Linked DNA regions of Homo sapiens: regions 1 and 3 are each linked to region 2. The links are chromatin loops, found by intact Hi-C in ENCODE. Cell type or tissue: heart right ventricle. All regions are shown on one strand.

Evidence for each region. Hi-C counts contacts between places; a loop is a spot of excess contacts. Peaks named below come from ENCODE experiments on the same cell type or tissue, not always from the same donor. Only the 100,000 strongest peaks of a DNase experiment are listed, where the experiment ranks them.
Region 1: a loop joins it to region 2, with 8 times the contacts of the local background. A loop is called at or near these places in 21 of 110 quality-filtered maps.
Region 3: it touches region 2 in a loop (4-fold over the local background); 53 of 110 quality-filtered maps call a loop at or near these places.

The regions. Positions count from the first base shown.
Region 1 is chr5:12,020,799-12,028,798 of GRCh38, forward strand. No RefSeq gene overlaps it. Among named protein-coding and RNA genes, the nearest start is that of CTNND2, 120 kb to the left of the region's middle. In heart right ventricle, a CTCF peak has its summit at 3,042 (motif pointing left); no DNase peak of the experiment used is centred here.
Region 2 is chr5:10,696,999-10,704,998 of GRCh38, forward strand. All of the region lies in intron 2 of DAP (death associated protein), which reads right to left. Among named protein-coding and RNA genes, the nearest start is that of DAP-DT, 60 kb to the right of the region's middle. RefSeq lists enhancers at 2,532-3,355, 2,910-3,619, 5,889-6,611. In heart right ventricle, CTCF peaks have their summits at 4,667 (motif pointing right) and 4,871; a DNase peak (open chromatin) is centred at 4,677; H3K27ac peaks cover 2,847 bases.
Region 3 is chr5:10,860,960-10,868,959 of GRCh38, forward strand. No RefSeq gene overlaps it. Among named protein-coding and RNA genes, the nearest start is that of CTD-2154B17.1, 78 kb to the left of the region's middle. In heart right ventricle, CTCF peaks have their summits at 3,019 (motif pointing right) and 3,219; a DNase peak (open chromatin) is centred at 3,009; H3K27me3 peaks cover 58 bases.

The DNA.
Region 1 (8,000 bases), 1.3 Mb after region 2:
ATCCAAGTTCTTACGAATATAGACCATTAGAGTAATGAGTTACCAATGGTAGAGCCTTTGGCCTTGCAATTCCACAAATTTCAAATATTTTTATCTATCTATCTATCATCTATCTATATCTATCTATCTATCTATCTATCTATCTATCTATCTATCTATCTATCATCTCAATCAATCATCTATTTATCATATATCATATCTATCTATCATCTCAATCAATCACCCATCTATCTATTTATCATATATCATATCTGTCTATCTATCTTCTATCTATCTATCTATCTGGATATAGTTAGTGTGCTCAATGTGTGTGTGTGTTTAGGAGATTGGAAATTCTAGCATAAACAAGTAGATACATGAACTGATGGACATATGAATTAGGTATGGCTAATATCCCTAGAGCTACTAATAATGTTTAAGCATAGAAGTAGTTCTTCCTCATCAGCTGTGGAAGGCCGTTTTGAACGGGCACTCTGAGGACACAGGAGGAGATGTGGTTGTCTGGGGGAAGAGGCAATGAAAAGAACACTTTTCTTCCTAGAAAGGGCTTCTGAGGAGCACTTTCTCTGAGGAGCACTTTTTCTTTTTCTCTTCCTGAGTCAGAGAGGACTTGGCTCTCAATAATACTCATTGTGGGATGACTCTTCAGAGGGATGCAAGATGCATTGCTTCCTTCAGAGACAACAGTTATGCCATCCATGACCTCTGTTCCTTACAGAACTCCCAGGTAGGAGCTACAACATATACTGTGATTCTGAATATAAATCTCTGTCATATTGGCCAGGGTTTCTCATCAGTAAATTGTTAGTAAAATTTTCCTTCTGCATGAAAATTTGAAACTCACCTATTTAGAAATAAAATTTATCTCAAAAAGAAAAATGTATCTTGGGAGTCTTGTACTTTACAAATATAGTCAACATTATTAGTTCTGACCCACTAAATCAATCCATCAGTATTCAGGCAAAACTCTGAAAAATGTAACCATGATTTTCACAAAGTAAATAAAAATTACAATGGTGTTATAAGTAATGATCTGCTCTCTACAACCTACTGTAAACTTTTCTTTCAAAATGATCTTTCTAAACAATGTCCCCAGATGACAAAGTATGCAATAGAGTTTTTCTTACGCCAGTTTTAATTTCTGTGTATATTCCCAATTAATTATATATCCTAATATTTATGCGGCCCTCTGTCACTTGCAAAGTGCTTTCACACTTTTACGTTTATTATTATCTCATCTCAAATTAACATCACTCTTTGGTAAAAACAAGTGGGTATTATAATTCCAATTTGAGTGGTGAAGAAGAGATTCAAAGAAGTTAATTATTTGCCCAACATCAAATAAAAAGTGATTTGCAGAGCTAATAAGAGTCGTAAGTATTTACTAGTCAACAAACACATCCTGGTCCTTATGACAGGTGTGTCATATACATTCCCCTATAATGCTTGCCTCAGCCTTCGAAGGAAGATAATATTACCTCCAATTAACTATGATCACCAAGTTAACCCAGGTGAGTAAGTAGCGGAATCTAAAATTACAGTGGTGTTACAAATTAAACTAGACTAAACTAAGAGCATTTCACTGTGTGTTATAATATAGTTTTCTCTCATTCAGATTAGCTTTGCTTTTTTCATCTAATAATTTATATCGAGACATTTGTTATCATAGAAAAATTTGGGTACATATTTTTCAAGTCAAAGAATGACATATAAAATAATTTATAGTGGAGACAGTATCTTTTTAAAAAGTAATTCTTTTGAATGGTAATTTTCTATCGGATTACCAAGTTCTTCTCCCTGAAGAGAGCTTTAATAGGAGAGTCGGCATATGGCAATGTTGACTTAGGTGTTGCAACATGAAATAACTGGAAATGTTTAACTCATGTTCATACTTATTTAATTCTTTTAGACATTCCTCTTAGTGAATATTTAGATAATGGAGTAGAGAAGAAATCCTATGGAAACTTTATCATCATCATCAAATATTTATTTCTAAGCACCTCACAAAATAAAGAAGATATAACTTCTTCCTAAACCTATAAATCCGAAAAAGGGGATCTAAAGACTACACATCCAGAACGAAGTATTTTTCAAATAATTAATTAAATTTATGCTTACAAATAAAAAATCAAATAGGTTTAAAGGAATAATTAAAATTAAGAAATATTGGGGAAATATTTGAAGGTAAACTTTCTATCTAAGAGGATATGGGTCAAACTGATGTAATTGACAAATTACCATAGTAATTTTTAGGAGCTGGTTTGATAAGTTTATAGAGTAGAAACAAATGAAGCTATCTATGGTAGAAAAGAGTAGATGTTGTCTTCCTCAAAAAATTACATATTACACATATTACAGTGCCTGCTTTTTTAAAGTAAAGTGCTCAGATGTTGGGGAAAAAAAACCCATTTTTGCTATTGTTTCAGTATCTCTGAAAAGAGATTACTTCAATTTTTGGTGCTAGGATATTGATATTATCATAAGATATAGCACAGTGAACTAAAACTGGCTCATGAATTTGGGATTTTTAATTAAAAGAATGAATCAATCACCGTGGAGATTCAACCAGAGTAAAAGCTTCAAGGAATGGAATTTACATCATCTTAAATTAGGTTATTTTTCAGAGCATTACTCTTTAGGGACGTTACCTACCTTAATTCTAGTAAGCAAGAAGACAATTAAAGGTAATTTATATGTTTTTCTAATATTACTTTTGAATATTAATCCTGAAGAATTATCTAGTCTCTGACTCTCATGTACATTGCTATTTGACTCATTACTTGAAAACACTTGTATAACTCATATTAAACAATATTAGTGTTATCAATGCGGCCACAGCTCTGTAGTTATTGCTTGGCTGTGCGGACATTTTACTTCTCCATATTTCTATTGCCACTTAGTTCCGTTGAATTTGATTGTCTATTTTAAGGAACAAAAATCAACTTACATTAGGTACAGGAGTTAATGGGGTCATTCATTCACAAACTCTCAAAGAACCAAGTAATAAGTTGGTTTCCATATGTAGCACTGCCCTCTACTGGGCAAAGAAAAGTCTGATGTTATTAATGGTTTTCTAATTTCAGTACTTAAAGGCAGCTTAGTAGAAAATACTGATAGAGATATTCGAATTGAACTACCCTGATAGTTTTTTAAGGTGAAGAGCCTGATTATTATTATAGAATATGAGAATCTTAACATTTTGTAAAGACATTTTACTTCCTTTTCCTCTTGTTTTGATTAAACATGATCTTTGATTTGACCTTAGATTCTTTCGAAGCTTCAACATATGAAAAATATGGTATATTGTACTATAAACTAGTAATGTAATAATGAAATTAAAGTCAATTTGGCATTAATTCAAGGGTTTTTTATTTGAATTTGCTCTTGGTAGACATAAACAAGTATCTTTATTTTTAAAATTGTTTATAATTTATTTTGTTTATAACTTTATATTGATAATCAGTTTATATTTGGATGATAATATTTGGATGTTTGCTTTAAGGTATACCTTATGTAGGATATCAACAAGAGACTGTGAAGTGTTATCTTTTCTCATTTTCTCCTTACTCTGTTACAACGTAGGGCAGGGGTTTTAGGAAATCACACCATAACCAGACTCTGTTAATTACCGTAAAAGACAAAAGTTCAATACAAGTTTTTAGTGTGCTCATAAACATAAAATCTAAGTAATGTTGAATAACATTGGAAAACATGATTAGTTACATCAGCAAATGTAAACAGTTTGGATCAAACTGGGTAATACAATCAGCATTAGATGTCAGAACTCACGGAGATGGCAAAAACACACACACAATATTTTTCCGCATTGTTTCCATGATTTGAAATCTAATGAAGCTCACATCTTTTAAAATTTTGCATGTCATATTAATATTTGTCTCAGCCAAACTTTTACAAGATACAGAATGACAGAAGACTCGATATTATTCCCTTACAGGTATCTGTAATGATATTACATGTATTTGTCGGGGAAGAAACAAACTTTTAAGAATCAGCTGAATTAAGGTAGAATTTACACCCATCTGTGAAAACAGAGGATACATTGAAGACATTTGCCAGTTAGGCCGGGTGTGGTGGCTCAAGCCTGTAATCCCAGCACTTTGGGAGGCAGAAGGATCACTTGAGGTCAGGAGTTTGAGACCAGCCTGGCCAACATGGTGAAACCTCATCTCATTCTCAAAAATTAGCTGTGTGTGGTGGCGCACACCTGTAATTCCAGCTACTTGGGAGACTGTGGCAGGAAAATCGCTTGAACCCTGGAGGCAGAGGTTGCAGTGAGCCGAGATTGTGCCACTGCACTCCAGCCTGGGCAACAGAACGAGACTCCATCTCAAAAAAATAAATAAATAAAGTAAAGATATTCACCAGGTGGGAGCAAAGGGGATATCAGATGGCAGGGCCAACATTCTTCTCTGAAAATACTTTTTGTTGACTCTTTTTGACTAAAATATTACTCTAACCTGAAAGTGGAAGGTAATAGACACCTTTCAGTGAGGATTTTTTTCAGAAAGATTTACCAACAATTTTTTGCATAATGATGATCCAAAAGCCATATTTTTCAGTAGAACTATATTTATAAGAATTCTAAAGAGAATGAAATATTAATGGTGTCTATTTCTTTTAAAAGTGATATGGCTGGTAGGGATGCAGTAAATGCCTTGAAGTTGTACCGCCCAAAATGCCTTAAATCCTATTACTGAGCATTCTTGGGGCTATTGTGAACACTTACCTGACTTTCAATGCACATTCTAAGAATAAAAGCATCCATCATGACATTACCCCATCCAATATCCTTGATGGTTTTCTGTCATATATTGGTTAAAATCTAAAATCCCCCTTATTGGCATGAGACCCTGCAGATCTTACCTCTCTTTTCTCCTAAGCTTGATATCCACTATGCATGGCAGGTGTACCTACACAGTCACTCACATCCAGTGAACAAACCATATCAAACTCTTCTATTTCTCTAAAACAGAAATTCTTCATAGTACACAGAGAAGACATGAAAAGAATCTCATTGATCTACAATATAATGAATAGAAGATACTTAAAATGTTGTCTTCACAATCACTAACTTAAATTTAGTGGTTCTTTCCTTTATGAATGTAAGCAGACAACCATCATAAGAAGTACTTGATTCGCACAGATCACACAACCAAAAAAAAAGAAGTCCTTGCGACTTTCTCACCAATAGAAATTATCTCTATTTTTATAATATTTTGTACTTGTTGCAGATACTCAAATTGTCATTAACTGATGATTACTTTAAAATTATAGTAGGTATAAGAGCTAACATTAGAGCTATCCTAATAATCAGTAATTAAGCATAAATTTCATTACACATTTTGTAATGATTAGATAATTGTGCTTATAACTTTTTTGTCATCATATTTTTAACGTTATGGCTTATTTAGTCAATTTATAATTAATGTAATTATCAATATATACATTTTATTCTTCTATTTGCTTTCTATTTAATTTTTTAAAAATCATTTTTCTAATTTCTTGCCTTCTTTGTATTAATCAAACATATTTTTGTCATTTTCCCTACAATTATGTCAATTAAACATGATTTTAGTATTCTTTTAATAGTTACCTTGGAGATTACAATTTATGTCATTGACTTACACAGTCTATGACAAATTATTTCTTTACATGTGAAAAAACTCTAAGGAACTAAATATCACATTGATAATAACATCTCAAAAAATAAATACAGAACAAATCCAAGTAAGTTTTGAACGGCCTGTGTCTTCAGTCATATATACCTTCAATGGAATACAAACTAAAGATAAAAAGAAACAAACAGAAAATGTGGACTTTATTTAGGGAATTTTTGTTGTTCGTGTCATGAAAGTTCTAATTCTAAAATGACTTGATGTGTACAGTAGAATTAAGCAAATGAATAACTGTGTAAATATTTGGGAACCAGAGTTTTTTTCTGTGAGAGAAGAGCTTATGTATATGGACTGAGGAAAAGAGAGGGAGATCCTGGTGATGAATTGCACCAAAGTTTTGTTTTTGTTGTTTAACCATAATTTTCTAATTGTTAGGGTGAAGTGACAGTCATCCTAGATTTGTTCATCCTATGTATTAGTTTGTTTTCACACTGCTATGAAGAACTATCTAAGACTGGGTAATTTATAAACTAAAGAGGTTTAATGACTCACAATTCCACATGGCCGGGGAGGCCTCAGGATACTTATAATCATGGCAGAAAGCAAAGGGTAAGCAAGGCATATCTTACATGCTGGTGAGCGGTGGGGGGAAGTGTCACACTTCTAAACCATCAGCTCTACTGAGAACTCACTCACTACATGAGAACAGCATGGGGGAAACTGGCCCCATGATCCAATCACCTCCCACCAGGTCCCTCCCTTGACACATGGAGATTACAATTTGAGATGAGATTTGGGTGGGGACACAGAGCCAAACTCTATAATTCTGTCCCTGGCCCCTCCCAAATCTCATTTTTTTTTCACATTTCAAAACTAATCATGCTTTCCCAGCAGTCTCCCAAAGTCTCAACTCATTCTAGCATTAACTCAAAAGGTCAAGTCCAAAGTCTTATCTGAGACAAGGCAAGTCCCTTCTGCCTATAAACCTGTGAAACAAAAAGCAAATTAGTTACTTCCAAGATTAAATGTGGGTACAGGCGTTAGGTAAATACTTCCATTCCAAATGGGAGAAATTGGCTGAAACAAAGGGGCCACAAGGCTTCATGCAAGCCCCAAACCTGACAGGGTAGTCATTTAATCTTAAAGCTCTAAAGTAACATCTTTTGACTCCATGTTTCACAACCAGGGCAAGAGATGGGTTTGAATGGCCTTAGGCAACATCACTGCTGTGGCTCTGCAGAGTACAGCTCCTGCAACGTCTTTTGGGGGCTGGCATTGAGTGCCTGAGGCTTTTCCAGGCACAAGGTCCAAGGTGTCAGTGGTTTTACCCATTCTGGGGTCTGGAGGATGGTGGCCCTCTTCTCACAGCTCCACTAGGCAGTGCCCCAGTGGAGACTTTTTGTGGGGGCTCCAACCCCACATTCCCCCTTTGCATTAAGGTTCTCCATGAGGGCTCCACTCCTGCAACAGACTTCTGCCTAGACATCCAGGCATTTTCATACATCCTCTGAAATACAGGCTGAGACTTCCAAAGCCCAACTCTTGTGTTCTGTGTACAGGCTCAACATCACATGGAAGCCATGAGTGCTTGGGGCTTGTACCCTCTGAAGCAATGGCCCAAGCTGTACCTTGGCCGCTTTTACCCGTGGCTGGAGCTGGAGCAGCTAGGAAACAGGGCACCATATTCCAAGGCTGCACAGAGCAGCAGGGCCCTGGGCCTAGCTCATGAAACCATTTTTCCCTTCTAGGTCTCTGGGCCTGTGATTGGAGGGGTTGCCATGAAGATGCCAGAAATGCCCTGGAGACATTTTCCCCATTATCTTGGCTATCAACATACATCTCCTCATTACTTATGCAAATTTCTGCAGCTGATAGTTTGAATTTCTCTTCAGAAAATGGGATTTTCTTTACTACTGCATGGTCAGGCTGCAAATTTTCCAAACTTTTTTATTATGCTTCCCTTTTAAACATAAGTTCCAATTTCAGATTATCTCTTTGTGAATGAATATGGCTGTACACTTTTAGAAAGAGCCAGGTCATCTATTGAATGCTTTGCTGCTTAGAAAGCTCTTCTGCCAGATACCCTAAATCATAACTCTCAAGTACAAAGTTCCACAGATCTCTAGGCAGGGGCAAAATGCCTTCAGTTTCTTTGCTAAAGCATGGCAAGAGTGACCTTTGCTCCAGTTCCCAAGAAGTTCCTCATCTCCATCTGATACTATCTCAGCCTGGAGTTCATTGTCCATATCACTATTAGCATTTTGGTCAAAATCATTCAACAAGTCTCTAGGAAGTTCCAAACTTTCCCACATCTTCCTATATTTTTCTGAACCCTGCAAATGATTTCAACCTCTGCCCATTGCC
Region 2 (8,000 bases):
GTAACTTTTAGGAAGAATGTAGGTTATCATTAAGGGCAAGGGGCAAACTTAAAAAAAAGGGTGCATGTTTAACTACATGGCAATGTGGAACATACTGGGGGGAAGCCCGCCTAGGCTTAGCTCTAAAGCTACATTGTTGGGAGACCTTGGCTGTAGGTGGGCCATCTCTAAAGACGCTAGATCAGGCATTGGACATAGTCCTTTGCAGTATTCAGAAAGGCTCCTGGCACTGCCCTAGGAAGTGCCTGCTCACCGTGCTTTATTACATGGTTAGCTCGTTACAAGACAGATGCGCGGCTGTCCAGCAGGGCCTGAGGACAATTGGTATGATTATTAGTCTGTATAACGATCATCTATGTATTAAAAACTTTACATGTTGCTTGATTTCAGTATGTAACATTTACCCTAAAAACCGTTCCATCTTTGATTCTGAACACGTCCACGCTTTAGAGTCACTCTTTGGAATTTCAATTATGGGGAGGTGCTGGTGACTGCTTAATGCTGATTAGACAGGTGCTTTAAAAATCACTCTATTTATTGTCTATATTTTGAAATGCAATCTTCAGGCTCAAGGGTCATGTTATAAATGGTTTAATTTTTGGGAGGTGGGTGTCCATGGTTCAAAGTACAAAGTATTTTAAATAGGATAAAACTATGGTGGCTCTAAAAAGGAAAATGATCATGTAGGTAGAAAAAAATCCAACAAGACAACTGTCATTGGAATTCCTATTAGAAAGAAGTACACATTAATCCAATACAGACACCAAAAAACTCATCTGGTCTGAGTCTACTTCCATCTCCGGAAGCACAGGTGGCTGACCTTAAATGGGACCAGCTGTCACTAGGATGTTTTTGTGTCGAACCCAGCAACAGAATTAGAGAGATGCCAGAGTTAACTTGCACTGAGGATACTTTCCAGCCAGGTGTCTGGCTGGAAAGTCACAGAGCTACGCATCTAGCAAGAATCAAAGCCTGGCCTGTGAGAACCACGCACAGTGTGGACTCAGGTCAGGGACACTGCATGATGGACAAGGGCTTTCTGAATTCCTGAATTCACCAGGAATTATGTCCTTAGTCCACCTTTCCCACACACAGCAAGGGAGGGAGTTGGTGAGCTGAGAGCACAGCTACTCACCAGCCAGCCAGGCTGATGCAGTAAGTGTCCTCAGTGGTCTCTGGATCTGCAAATTCAACTGCTACCTGACTGGAAATGCTAGCTCTGGGGACCCTCCTAAGGCCCTTCCTCAGATCATACCAAGCACTTGGGCCTTTTCCAGACTTAGCAAAAAAAAAAAAAAAAAAAAAAAAAGAGAGCAAGGTCAAGTAGACAGAAAACTAAACTCACAACCAATTCTGCTTACTTTCCAAAACCAGCTAGTGAGTTGGGATAACTTACGTTCAACCCAACAACCCTACCTTCACCCACGTTTATAGCAAACACCGCCGAGTATTAGAATACAATGGGAGCGCAGCAGGGCAGGCTGTGGTATAGACCAGCATCAAAGGCCCCTAAAGTTTGGGTTTCGAGAAATGCACTGTGAGCCACTAATTAAAGTCTTCACTCACTCCCTGATATTGACTATTCATGATGCCCTGATCTCTAGTGACTGGGTCTCTCCTGGGTAAATTAATATTCAGGGCCCTAAGGTTTATTGTGGTTTATTTATTAGTTGGTTTCATTCATTTATTCACACACATACTATACATATATATGTAGAGTGTCATTCTATCTATCAATCATCCATCTATCTGTCAACAAAAGTTCTCTGAAAAAGGAATTTGGAGGAAAGAGACTTTATTCCAGTGAACAGTTTGCAAACCAGGGAGACACAGCCTCCAATATAAAATGAAGGTATGTTCCAAAGAACAAAGGAAGACTTGGGTTTTAGAGCAAAAGTTCCCACCCAGGTTCCCAATCAGGTCTGTTTATTCAAATTAAAAAAAATGAAATTTGCTTAGTTCTGATTGGCTGATACGGCTGAGTACTGGTTGGTTGGTTCAGGTGAGCTCTAAAAGTCCCAAAGATAAAAAGGTGCAGGTTTGGGGGGGATCTCAGCATACCTGTATGACCCCTAGTCGGCAAATGGCCACTTGGCTCTATTTCAAATCTGGACCCAGTGAGCCACTAAGGATCTATATTGGAAGACTGGCCCTTCCAGGTTCACATTTGTTCACATCTACCTACCTACCTACCTACCTACTTACCTATCTGTCTGTCTGTCTACGGTGTTTATAAGTATCAAGCATGCCTGAAAATAAGGAAGCATTTGCACAATCTCTGGAGCATCTCCTACTTTTTCCTGCCTGTCCAGTTGCTGGAGGGACATAGGAGCTTGTCTCCGCTTCTTATCACTGTCATCTTCTTCCTCCTCTCCACTAACAGGCATTTGGTGTTCACACACTGTATAGGACGCTGGGTTAGGGACTGAGGTGAAGACTGGTCCCAGAGGGCTCCCTAAATAGCAAGAGGCCAACAGGCCACACCTGTGAGGTTTACCAGAAGCTAATGCGAAAGCAGGTCACCATGGGTTTCTGGAAAAGTGGGCTGTCTCTATTTTGATGTGGCCGGTCTCTGTGGCAACCCCATGAAAACTAAGAATGTCCTTATTGACAGGAAGGACTTCCACAAGACTGATCCTCCATCAGGGATGAGAATTCCCCCAGAGCTATTCCTGAGGACATGCAGGGAACCACAGAATCTCTGTGAACTTGGTGAATGAGCCTTTCCAGAGAGGAATGAAAGGGCAGGGGCAGGAAGCAAGGGGAATTCCAGAGTGTGCTGCACTAGGCCCCAGGCCCACGGCTCTCACTCCTTCCTGCTTCTCCCAAAGGTTCCCTGGGGTGTCCCCTGCCTTGAGGGAGCTTCCTTTGCTTTCCATGAGGACAGCCAGATAATATGCTTTACCACCAGCAAATCTCACCAGTGAAGATATCTATGTGCCCTGTTATTCACAAAGTGAGGAGGCAGATGCTGGATGATGGACAGAGCAAGCTGCGACCCTGAGGGCCCCTCTCCGAGCTGAGATGCACCTGGAGGGCACAACCTCGAGCATGAAGAGGGTAACCAGAATGGGGCCCTGGGTGGGCCCCTCCGCGGGCAGGATGTGACATACTTCTAGGGAGCATTAGGGCTCAATGGAAACTTTCCACTAAGACGTCAGAGGGGAATTGATGTGTAGTGTATAATCCTCACTTTGAGGCGCTATGTACACGTAGACATCTACATGAGAGCCTTCCTTCTTCCACATGGCTGGGCAGATAAGTCCACCCACCTGACTTCTGAGGCCCACTGAGAAGTGACAGAAAGTGCAAGAACAACACAGGTGCATTTCAGGAGAACTGCCACCACCATCTCTAAGGACAGCTGCAAGCCACCCTGCAAATGTTAATGAATTAGAATGCAAACTAAGGTTGGGGCCAAAGGAGGAACTGGAGGCTCTTTATTCTCCTTTTCACATCTGCTGGGACCTGTAGGAAGGGGAGTCGTTAGGGATGGGAGAAGGGAAGGAAATTTTCAGCTGAGGCACAGGTTCTGGTGGGGAGTTCTCACTGGCACTGTTGCGCCCCAGGGGCAGCGTGGATGTGTGGGGCATGGTAGTCAGCGTGCATGGATCTGTGCTCACCACCACTGTGCCTGGGCGCTTCCATCAGGTAAATATTCACTGAGCAACCACCCAGTGCCTGCCCAGTGCTGGGTGCTGGAGACCCAGGAGCCACCACCCAGATGGGGCCGGCCTTGCTGCGGCAAGAGGGTGCTGGGCTCTCTGCAGCATTATAGGACTCAAGGCTGACTTGACCTGCTTTGCAAACTAACCCAGGGCCCTTGTTTCTCTGGGTCACGTGCTATAGGTAAGATGGCCCTACTGTTTTACATTCTGTTATCTCAAACCAGAATACATTGGCTGACCAGCACAAGGCAGAATGTGTGAAAACAGAACTTTCCCAGAAAATCTGGGCCATGGGGCCCCTGCTCTGAATAGACGGGTGTGAAATGCCTGTGTCTGTGCTGTTCCATGCATCTGATGAACAAGCTGTCACCTTAGAAACCAGAGGGAAGAAGCCCACAGAGAGGTGAACACCCAGGAGGCAAACCATGGCATCTGGCTGGGGCATCCGGGTACTTGGTCAAGACCTGAAGCAACCATTGGCTATGAGGGCTTATTTCCCAAGGAAACAAAAAACGCAGTGTTTAAAGTGAGATACATGCATAAAGCACCCAGAGAAGTCATCTGCCTCTGTGTTGCTTGTTTAATAAAGGCAGGTGAAGATGGAACAGGAGCACTAACTCACAACACCGATTTAAAAGAAGTCAGCTGTATCATGGAGAACGCAAGTCAAAGAGGAGTTCTTTTCAAGCTCAAGATGCAATCTGCTGCTTTTCCTCAGCATTTGCCTCAATAAGGAACCAATTTGAATATTTTTAAACCCAGCATCTTTATGGTTCAGTAACGGGGCTGAGAGCCCTAAAATGGTTTTCAAGGATGTAAGTACAAACATACTGTGCATTGTAGTTTCCAATAATGATTGCAATGTCAGATGACATTGTATTTGTCTTCTATCAGTTTCTTAAAATAAATAAATAAATAAAAAGGTTGAGGGGGACGGGGGGCGGGGGGGCAGTGGGTGGTGCAACCAATCCCCTGCCATCTCGTCTCTGACCAGTAGAGGGAGAATGAACTTCATTCAGGGCAGCAAATTAGGCCTCAAGTTATCCCTAGGATGATGGTTATGTCCCTGATTCCCTGGGACGGTCTGGGTTCAGGCATTGGTCCTGGTGTTATTACTAGCAGTGCTTTCTTTCACTCTCAAAGCATGTCAGACTAAATATGCTGCATGGTCACTCCAAGCTGAGACACAGAATTCTGGTATGATCCTCAACTTTTCCGGGACACTTAAGTTTCATTTTTCATGGAAGAAATGCTCGGATTGCCTGTGCTTGGTTCCACCTTGATACTTGAGCCAGCTGATAAACAGCAACTTCAAGGCTGGCTCATGTTCTCTTTCCATCACTTTCCTTCCCCTCCAAGGGCAGGACTTATACTTTCCCAGCTGTGTTGCCATAAGAACTTCCCAACATGGCTTTAGGCTTATCACAACACAGCTTTAGGCTTCTGCACGCATGGCTCCCCTTCAAGGTCAAGGACCATGGTGGAATTTGTTGTGTGCCCAGCGCCTGGCACATGGTCTGGTGCGCACACATACTCAACAAATGCTTTGAGCACCAAATGACATCACCGGTCAGCGACCCTCAGCTTAGCACAAGTTTGTGGTCGTGGCCAGGCAGTGAATGAACCAGGGTGCTTAGCTGGAACTGTTTGTTGCTCATTTCTTAGGAATGAGTAACTCTCATGCCCTGCCCGCCTCAAAGGCTTGCAAAAGAGGCAAAAGAGCGATTAGAGATAGTGGATTTATTTTTGTGACCCGACAATCTGGCTGAGCTGGATCTGCTGGCCATGGGTTGATATCTGGAGTCCCCAAGCAAATGGGCCCTTCCTCCAGCTTTTGCCAGACTGACCTGGAAGATTGGCTTTTCTCCCTCTTTAGAGGGAGCTCAGGCTAACAGGTACTTCTTCAGATCTTTTCAAGGCAAACTTGAGAATGGTGATAGAGCCATGAGCTGAAGCTTAAATGATAAGCACAATTAGCTAGAGGCGGTAAGGAAAAGAGGGATGGGGTGTTATCAATGACCACATTCACGAGCCTGAATTAACGAATTCAACAGGAAAAACTCCATCTACCTTCTTTATGGCAACTCCTGGCAGCTGCCAACAACAGCTGGATGGCTTTGCAGGACTCTTGCCTAAACCAGAGAAAGACTAAGCATCAAAGGTAGCTCATCTTGTTAAGAAAGCATGTCTTTTTAATAAAGTGCGATGTCACTCATGACCAAAAAAACCCTTGCAAAAGGGACAGTAACATGCAGACAGATGTGCACCCTTACCCTGAGCATAAACGATCTGGCATGCCTTGCCTCCTCAGCCAGAGTCTCAAATGCCTGAAGAATCTGGGTCTTAAGTTTTCAACTTTCGTCTCCTTACCTAAGGCTACTCCACAATTTCTGGGTTTAGTCATCTGCAAGTGAATGCTGGGAAACAGCCTGTTTCTGTTGATTCCCCTTATCACCAAGCACCTAGGAGCAGGGCTCTGTGAGGAATGACTCACTCTGGGCAGTAGGACACATCTTACAAAGCAGGGGTGCTCCCAAAATAGGGAGCTTACTTGTTGGGACACAGTAAGATGTTTTTCCCTTTAGAAACAATATGAATGATGCTTAGGTTCCTAAACTGTCTCAGAAGACACGTAATCCAAGTGTAGGCTGTGAAATGCTAGTGTGCTGAGTTGGGGCTGAGAGCTGGGCCTGGCTGGCTGTGGGCTTCTACAGAGTAGTTGCAGCCCTGTGCACAGGCAGGGGGGGTGTCACCGACTCGCATGTGGGCAGGTCTTTGCTGCGCATCAGGTGCTTTAAGCTTCGGAACAACTGTGCAGGATTCTATTTTAGTATTCTGGAAGCATCATTGAGGAAGTAGTCCAGTGAAGTTAGCTCTAAAAAAACTCTTTACTCTAACAATTAAAAGAAATATGCCAAAGGATCCATAAGGGATGAATAAATTATTAAACTATTAAGAAGTTGCTATAAATATGCAGTGTTAATTCAATAATTCATAACGGACTGGTACAACAAGATTTTTTAAGGCTCATAAAATACTGCTGGCTTTGGCAGTAGCTAGTGTCCTGGGGCTCATGCCAATTGCTTCTTTACACAGCAGCCTGGGTGTGGGGGGCACAGGGAGCCTTCCCCTGGCTGGCTGCCCAAGGACTCCAGGTAGAGGACAGCGCAGGGCGTGGCTGTGGGGATGTGCCTTCACTGCCTCTCCAGCCTTGCTGGGGGCCAGGCACTGGCTTGTCTCTATGGCTTCACAAAAAATACAGCAGCGGTGAAGAGGGGGAGAATTCACAGCACCATGCTGTGGCAGAAAGCAGCATCCCGAGGGCTGGGCAACCTCTTGCCTGAACCTGGGAACAGGGCGTCCTGCCTGTCAAATACCAGCCAGCCTGGTGACCTTCATCTCCACAGGTGCCTTTGTACCCCAGAGTTTCCTTTATAGTCCCTGATCTCTTTTACCTGGAGCCCTTGGGGCTACATAGGTTTCAGAATTCAGGATTTTTCAAGTTTTATAAAGGCAATATGTTATAAAAATCATATATAGTGAACAGTTCTGGAGGGGCTTGGGCAGCACCCCATATTCAAACCCATTAATTTTTCTACAGCAAAATGTATGGATATTACACTAAGTAGGATTTAGGGACCATAAATATCCTCACATCAGCTCAATTTTTGCCACCATGAGTTTCAGTGTGAAAACATAAAGCCCTCTGCAGTTTTCTGAGTGCTCTGGAATGTGTATTTGCCTTGGAGACATGGGCACTTTCCGCTCACCACTTCCTATGTGTCTCTGTGCTGTCGCCCAGTCTGCTGCCAAGAAAGGGAAATGGATTAGAAACAGGTAAGACGGTAAAACTGTCAGGAGGTAAAAAGATTACTCCTGGATTACATGGAGATGCCATGGTCAGCTCTATACACTTATCTGTATAGAGTAAAATTGGATTCATTCAATTAAGTGAAACCCTTGGCAAAGCAGAATAGAACAAATGTAATCAGGGAATTTTCCCCAAATTGTATCTTGGTCTTTTCTGGGTTAATAGAACTGAGCACCAACACCTGTCTTCTGTTTGTGTGGCCTTTCACTGATTCTAGAGCCCGTTGCCTGTGATCCCTCAGTCTTTCCTGCGCAGTGTACAGGGCCAGGAGCCCACAAGCATCACTGACCTCCTTTTCATACAGGTGAGAAAGCAGCTTAGAGGTAGACAGTCCCTGTGGTCGAGGGAATGGGAGGAAGTGGAGCCAGGACAAGCACGTGGGTCCTCAAACTTTCTGGCTAGCTCTGGTCTTCCTACACCTGTCGGATGCACAACCTCAGAATTGTGGCCCAAAATACATT
Region 3 (8,000 bases), 160 kb after region 2:
TCCACGGCTCCCATCTTTTCTTCCTGTGGGTGCTGACTTGTGGAGGGAGATGTTTTCCTCAGCATGCATGAATCAGTTAGGATTCAACTCAGCTGTGAATAATGGAAAACCCAAATAACAATGATGTAAGCAAGATGGAATTTAAAAAAACAACTCATAGTGGTCTGGAAACTCCACAATTATCAGAGATTCGACTGTTTCTACTTCTCTCTCTCTCTCTTTTTGTATCCTTAGCATATGTTTTCTCTTCCCAAGTTTGCCTCATGGTAGCAAGATGGTTGCTGAAGATCAGTAGTCACACTTCTATCCCAGGTGGTATTTATTTTCAGGGCCACAGAAAGGAGGAGGGTACATAAGGGAAGTAGGGCACATCTATAAACAGAGGCAGTTCCATTTAAATAACTTTTCTGGAAGCTCCATCAACAACTTCTGCTTATATCTTGTTATAGATTAAATTGTGTCTGCCCCACCTGACCTAAAAAAGATATGTTGAGTCCTAAATCCCCAGTATCTCAGAATGTGACCTTATTTGGAAATAGGGTCATTGTAGATGTAATTAGTTAAGACGAGGTCATCCTGGTGTCAAGTGGGCTCCTGGTGCAATATGACTGGTGTCCTCGTAAGAAGATGGCATGTGAGGACAGAGACACAGAGGAAGAACACCACATGACAAGGGAGGCTGAGATTGGAATGATGCAGCTACAAGCCAAGGGACTCAACGACTGTCTGCAAACTGCAGAAGGCTAGCAAGTGTCAAGGAAGGATTTCCTCATGGGTTTCACAGGCAGCACAGCCCTGCCATCACCTTGATCTTGGACTTCTAGGCTCCAGAACTGTGAGACAATACAGTTCGGTTGTTTTAAGTCACTGCATTGTTATGGCAGCCCCAGGAATATATACATAACTCAATGGCTGGAGGTACCTGAAAGGGAGACTGAGAAATGTCATTTTTCTGGCCCATTTTCACTGTAGGGAGGAATTAGAGGACAGTCCTGGGGATGGCAGTGCAGCCTCTGCTACAGATGCTCTGGAATGAGGCTTCAGTGGAAACTTCTCATCTCTTGAGCGCTTCTCCAAAGCACCTTTCCCCTGAAAAACAGGTGGGGATGGTAGATTTTACTGTGGTGCTCTTCCATTTGGAAAAGAGTTTAGTTTTTTCTTCTACTAATTTGTGATCTCTAGCTTCATTTCCAGACCTTCCTGATATCCACCCTGTTCCATAAAAGAAACATTGCTGACCTCATAATTCTTATGGCTTAAGTTCATGGCCCTCAGATGACTCTTGATGGTGTGGGTGGGAGACAGCTTCTGTCCCTGACTCTGGCAGCCAGCCTTGGCCACTGTCTTAGCTCCCTGTGGACAAGTCCAGACTACCTGAGGCCATTGACCTTCCTGCTATACCTCTTTTTCTCTTTGAGCATGTAATTCCTTTAAGGATTAAACCTTAGGAGATTTCCAAAATGTCGCTAAGCTCTGCACTCCTAAGTTGTGAGGACAGCCTCTGTAAGTAGGGCATCTAAGGTCATGGAGAGGACCTTTTTGCAGTTAATCTTGACTAAAATGGCAAATAGAATGTGATGTCATCAACCTGTTGACATGAAATTAAGGCTTTCTTCTGTTCTTCAGTCCCATTTTCTCTTTTAGGTGGCTGTCTCTGGTCCTGCATGTCTGATCTCCCGCTAATTCCTGTCCCACCACCTTCTCGTTCCAGTTTGCTGCCCTAGGACCCTCTTGGTTTCTGATTATTATGGCAAGTCCAAGGAGATGTAGAAATTCAAAGTGTGGTTGTTTGAATGAAGGCAGGAGTTGGATTACCCACATTAGAATGAGATCTGAGTGATACCTGCAAAGGAAAGTCTGCAGCTCCTAAGCTGTCCCTTCATTGCTCAGATTCATTGGAACATTTATTCTCTTTGATTCAATATGAAAAAATGATAATTTAGTGCTAACATGATACTCCAAATAACTGGGTACCAACCTGTTAGTTTTATGGAATTCTTCATGAGAGTAACGGTTGTTTGTTTTTGTTTTTTTTTGAGACAGTCTCGCTCTGTTGCCCAGGCGGAGTGCAGTGGCACGATCTCGGCTCACTGCAACCTCCACCACCCAGGTTCAAGTGATTCTTGTGCCGCAGCCTCCTGAGTAGCTGGGATTACAGGCGTGCATCACCATGCCTGGCTGATTTTTGCATTCTTAGTAGAGATTGGGTTTCACCCTGTTGGCCAGGCTGGTCTTGAACTCCTGGCCTCAAGGGATCCCCTACGTTGGCCTCCCAAAGTGCCTGGAATACAGGCCTGAGCCACTACGCCCAGCCATAACTTTTTTTTTTTTTTTTTTTTTTAACCCATAGGTTTTGCTGGTCTCAGGCATACTTATATGTCTTAGTCTGTTCAGGATGCTATAACAAAATATCATAGATGGGGTTGCTTTTAAGCAACAGAACTTTACTTCTTACAGTTTTAGAGGCTGAGAAAGTCCAAGATCAAAGCACTGGCAGGTTCAATGTCTGGCTAGGGCCTGTTTCCTGGTTTGTAGACGGTACCTTCTTTCTGCCTCCCACGTGTTCCACATGGCGGAAGGACTGAGGGATCGCTATCAATCCTCTTTCATAAGGGCATTAATCCCATTCATGAGGGCTCCCAATCACCTCCCAAAGTCCCCACCTTTTAATACCATTACCTTGGGGGTGAAGATTTCAGCATATTAATTTTGGGGGACACAAACATTTGGACCATAGCATTACATCCACCTTTTCTAAATGCATTAAAACTGGTAAGGGATATTAGCATGTCAGGACTCTTTCTTTCCAAAGCCATGTTGTTGTTTTCTTCCACTTTTCGAGGTTGTTGCAAACTGAATTGCTAGTGATTCTTCTCCCGAGCCCATCTCAGCAAAGAAAATAAATTTATCCATAAAACAACAACCCAGGCCACTGGGTCGGCCTCGTAGCAACCACCACGGGGGAAAGGAAGAACCCAGGGCTTCCTAAGGTAGTTCTCGGCATAACCACCAGGGGGCACTGCTAAAGTGCTGTCTCCTGGTCCTGGGCCTCCTAAGTTGGGGATGATGTGGTCTGCTGTGCAATGAGCATCTCGGTCACACCTTGAGTGCAATTAGATTAAAATGTGTCAATTATTGGCTGTGTTCCAGGTGTTTTTCTGTGTTATCTCATTTAATTCCATTATTTGCCTGTGTGGGAGGTATTTCGAATTTCACTTTACAGGTTGGCAACTAAAGTTTTTGCTCATGAGCTATCTCACATCCTAGGTGCTTGTAAGAGGTGAAACCAGTTTTTTGTTTTTGTTTTTGTTTTTGAGACGGAGTTTCGCTCTTTTACCCAGGTTGGAGTGAAGTGGCGTGATCTCGGCTCACTGCGATCTCCACCCCTCGGGGTCAAGTGATTCTCCTGCCTCGGCCTCCCAAGTAGCTGGGATTACAGGTGCCTGCTACCACGCCCAGCTATTTTTTTTTTTTTTTTTTTTTTGAGACGGACTCTTGCTCTGTCACCCAGGCTGGAGTGCAGTGGCGCAATCTTGGCTCACTGCAAGCTCCGCCTCCTGGGTTCACACTACTCTGCCTAAGCCTCCCGAGCAGCTGGGATTACAGGCGCCCGCCACCATGCTAGTTTTTTTTGTATTTTTAGTAGAAACAGGGTTTCACCGTGTTAACCAGGATGGTCTCGATCTCCTGACCTCGTGATCCACCCGCCTCGGCCTCCCAAAGTGCTGGGATTACAGGCGTGAGCCACCGTGCCTGGCCTAATTTTTGTATTTTTAGTAGAGACAGGATTTCGCCATGTTGGCCAGGCTGGTCTTGAACTCCTGACCTCAAGTGATCCACCAGCCTTGACCTCTCAAACTGTTAGGATTACAGGCATGAGCCACTGTGCCCAACTGAAACAAGTTTTTAAAGTCTCTAATTGTCCATCTACAAAGCTCTCAGTCTTAAGAACAAAATCTACAGGAAATTAGGGAAGGAGAGAAGCAGCATCTTGCTCTTTCTAGGCAAGAAGTTCCAGCTGTAAGACTGGATGCTGGGGACGGCTTCATTTCTTTCACTTGAGAAACTGAGGATTTCCACAGTGCAAACCTTGCTTAATGTGTATATCAGTCAGTCAGGAGAGGCTCAGCTGCTGTAACAGATACTCCCCAGAAACTAGGTGGCTTGAAGTAACAAAGGCTCATTCCTCACTCAGACTTCTTGACCACAGTGGCTTTCTAGGGAGTTTCTGCTCACCCTAGGTGTGCAGGTTCCTGGCCAATACAATGATGCTGGTCTGGGAATTTGCCAGTTGCTGTGCATGAGAGAAAAAGAGAAAAATTTAGGAGGGTCTTGAACTGGCAGCCACATGCTCCTGTCCAGAGGTGACGCTCATCACTTCTGTTTGCAATGTGTTGATCAGAACTAGTCACATGGCCCCACTTATGTCCTCGAGGGAGCCAGGAATTCTATCACATTCCCAGGAGCACTAAGGACTACTGATGACCACCACAGAGCCTCTATCAGGGCTGAATAATTACAATTTGGATTTTTTTTTTTTTTAGATGGAGTTTCACTCTTGTTGCCCAGGCTGGAGTGCAATGGTGCCATCTCGGCTCACTGCAACCTCCAACGCCCGGGTTCAAGCGATTCTCCTGCCTTGGCCTCCTGAGTAGCTGGGATTACAGGCACCCACCATCATACCCAGCTAATTTTTTGTGTTTTTAGTAGAGACGGGGTTTCACCATGTAGCCAGGCTGGTCTCCAACTCCTGACCTCAGGTGATCCACCTGCCTCAGCCTCCCAAAGTGGGAGGCCTGATTACAGGCACGAGCCACCGTGCCCAGCCACAATTTGGATATTTTATTAATCATGAGTTCTTTTTTTAACATTCATTTTTATTTTTAAAAACATTGCATTAAGACATTCTTTATTTTGATTTCTGAGTTTCTGGCTCTCCCGTACATTTTGCATCTAAGACCCGTGCTTGCTGCGAACAGAGGGAGGATAAAAAATAACAATTTTGACTGAAATTTTGTTTTCATGAGAGAGCCCTAGAGAAAAGCAGTACTTACAGAGAGGCAAGAATATAGTTGACATCTACATAAATATTGACAGAAAAAGAAAAGGATGAGAAACACACTGTAACAGAAAAGAGAAAACAAAAAGGAGGTCAATTTGAGATTGAGATTGCTGAGGTACATGCTGCTCGGGCTCTTTATTTAGTCAGCACATGGTATAGGAAAACTTTTGTGTTCAATTTCCCCAGTGACCTTCCAAGTACATTATGAAGACAATTAAAACCCGTATCCCAGAACCACAAAGTTTTCAGCGATTGGGCTAATGTTAATCAGTGTGAATTGAACGAAAACAGCTTGTTCAAGTAAAATCGATTGAAATCTTGACGAGCAAAAATGGAAATTTTGGTTGCAAGTGTTTACTTTCTTTTTGTAGGAACACTGTTGTATAAGATTTTTAAAAGTACAAATTACTGGAAGCCCACAGATGCTTCTGTAAGATGCCAGAGAAATTAATTTTGGTAAAGATCTAGGATGTTTTCAATTTATCGAACTGTACATATATAGCAATTTAACTTATCTTGGTACTTGGTATGATTTTTCTTTTAACCAATGTCTTGAATTTTGTTCTTGTGTGGATTTCATTTGAGTGTGAATCTATAAAATTGACCTAGATTCCTTCTCGGCAGTAGAATTGATCTCCTTTTTTTTCCCGATTTGCCTTGTAAAATGCATCTGTGAACTTGCCTGATAAAGTTGAAAAGAGAACTTCTTCAAAGATCAAAATTATTTGCTAAATGTGTTTCTATACTTGGAACATCAGTGAAATATACACCTAAATATGGGGTGAAAGTAAGAGAAACTTCTTGACTACAACATTGCTTTAATCTTGGGGACTTTACGTTCCTTAGAAAATCCCAACATCCCGAGGGCAACCTCACAATGGATATGATCACTACATAAGTATCCAGGAAAATAAAAACAGCTTGAGTTTTTGAGGAACTCTCTTTTTAAAACTCTTGAAGTACCGTGTATTGTGCTCTGAAGGGTGATGCTGAGTACTTGGCATTAGCTTTTCTTAGGGATTTGTTCACATGGTCCCCTTCAGAAGAATGACTTGGCAAACAAACTTTGCTGTCACTGGGAGTCTTTTAACACCACCTCAGTAAACCGCAGCCAGGGGGCTCGCTTTCCCCATTGCCTCACTGGGGAAAATTAAGGTCTTAGAGAGAAGCATTAATATCTGGGAGAGGTTGGTTAATGGGTACAAAAATACAATTAGAAAGAGTAAGTTGTAGTATTTAATCGTAGAGAAATTGTAGTTGAAATAATCTATTGTATATTTCAAAAGAGCTAGAAGAGAATTGTAATGTCCCCAACACAAAGAAAAGATAAATGTTTGAAGTGATGAATATCTCAATTACCCTGACTTGATCATTACACACTGTGTACAGGTATCAATATATCACATGTACTCCCCAAATAGGTACAACTATCATAAAGTAGTTATATAATACAACTACAATAAAGATAATACAATAATGTCTGTTCCCTGGGATCAAGCTTACTAGGAGAAGAGGGCCTGGAGGCAGGGAACCTAAGGACTTCCCAGAACTAAATCAAGTGGAAATGCTTCAGCTATGACAGGAAATATCCTCTTCATTTACATAGGGCGTGCACCAAGTAAATGACTTTGTAACTTTACTTCATCCTCTTCATTTACATAGGGCGTACACCAAGTAACCAATGGAAACCTCTAGAGAGTATTTAAACCCCAGAAAATTCTGTAACTGGGCTCTTGAGCCCCTATACTCAGGCCCGCTCCCACACCGTGGAGTGTACTTTCAACACATCTCTCTGTTTGTTGCTTCATTCTTTCCTTGCTTTGTGTGTTTTGTCCAATTCTTGGGAACCTGGACACCCTCCACCAGTAACACTGTGGCCCTTGGGGAACGAGTCATTAAAATTTTAACGACAAGTGCAGCTCTTCGAAGGATATTCCAGTCAAAGGAAGAGCATCAAAGAAGAGGTTTTTTGCTTGGGTTACTGGCAATCAAAGAATGTGTCACTAACACCTGGACGGGGTTTTGAAGTACTAGCAGGAGTTCCTCAGGTTCACAGAGGAGTGCTATGAGGGAGGACAGCCAAGGTATGTGGAGCAGGTGCGGAGAGGGGGGGGCACATGGAGCAGAGGGCCTTGGTGCCTCTCCAGGGCCCTTTTCCGGATCTGTGAACCAACCTTAACTCTCTTGCAGGAGATGGAAGGGCCTGGATGTTTAGGTTACCCTCGCCTCCCACAAGAGTTGCCCATGGTTCAAAAGCCAATTGTCTCCGTCGCTAAGGGTGGGACAGAATCCAAGGCACAACCTATACTCTAGGGGCCCCTTGGGTTGAAGCTGAGTCCGTGACCACCCCTGAAAATGCACTGTTGCTGGCTTCTCCTCCTCCCTACTTGGCTTTGCCCACCTCTTTCTGTCCCTGCGGGAGAACATCCTCAGGAAATCCCCGGGGCCTGGGTCCTTGCTCAGGGCCTCCTGGGAGAACCCAGCCTCAGAGGATGCGTTTCAGGACAGGAACTCCCAGAAGGACCATGGGAGTTGTGTGTTTGGAAATTGTAAATATAAGATCAAACGAATGGATACGGCCGGTGAAAATACTTTGTAAACTACAAGTGCTTTACCCTATTAGCAGTAATTGTTTTCCATTTACAACTGTCTTTCCCAACAGGCCTTGGGAATACTTTATTGGGTCAGTTCATCCTCCTCCTACCGCTGTTGCCAGCGCCCTTTATAACATTCTGTGTGATGAGTGCACCTGCTACCTGGGGAGGTGGGTGGGGCGAATGAAAGTCGATTACTTAAATCTGGATGACAAATGCCCTGCCTTTACTCCCCTGGATTCAAAGCTTTTATTTGGCCCAATGGAGCTTTCCTGGGGCTTCATCTCTTAGCACATTGCTTACTATCGCAGAGCTATTTGTTTTATAAACTCAACTCCTTAAAC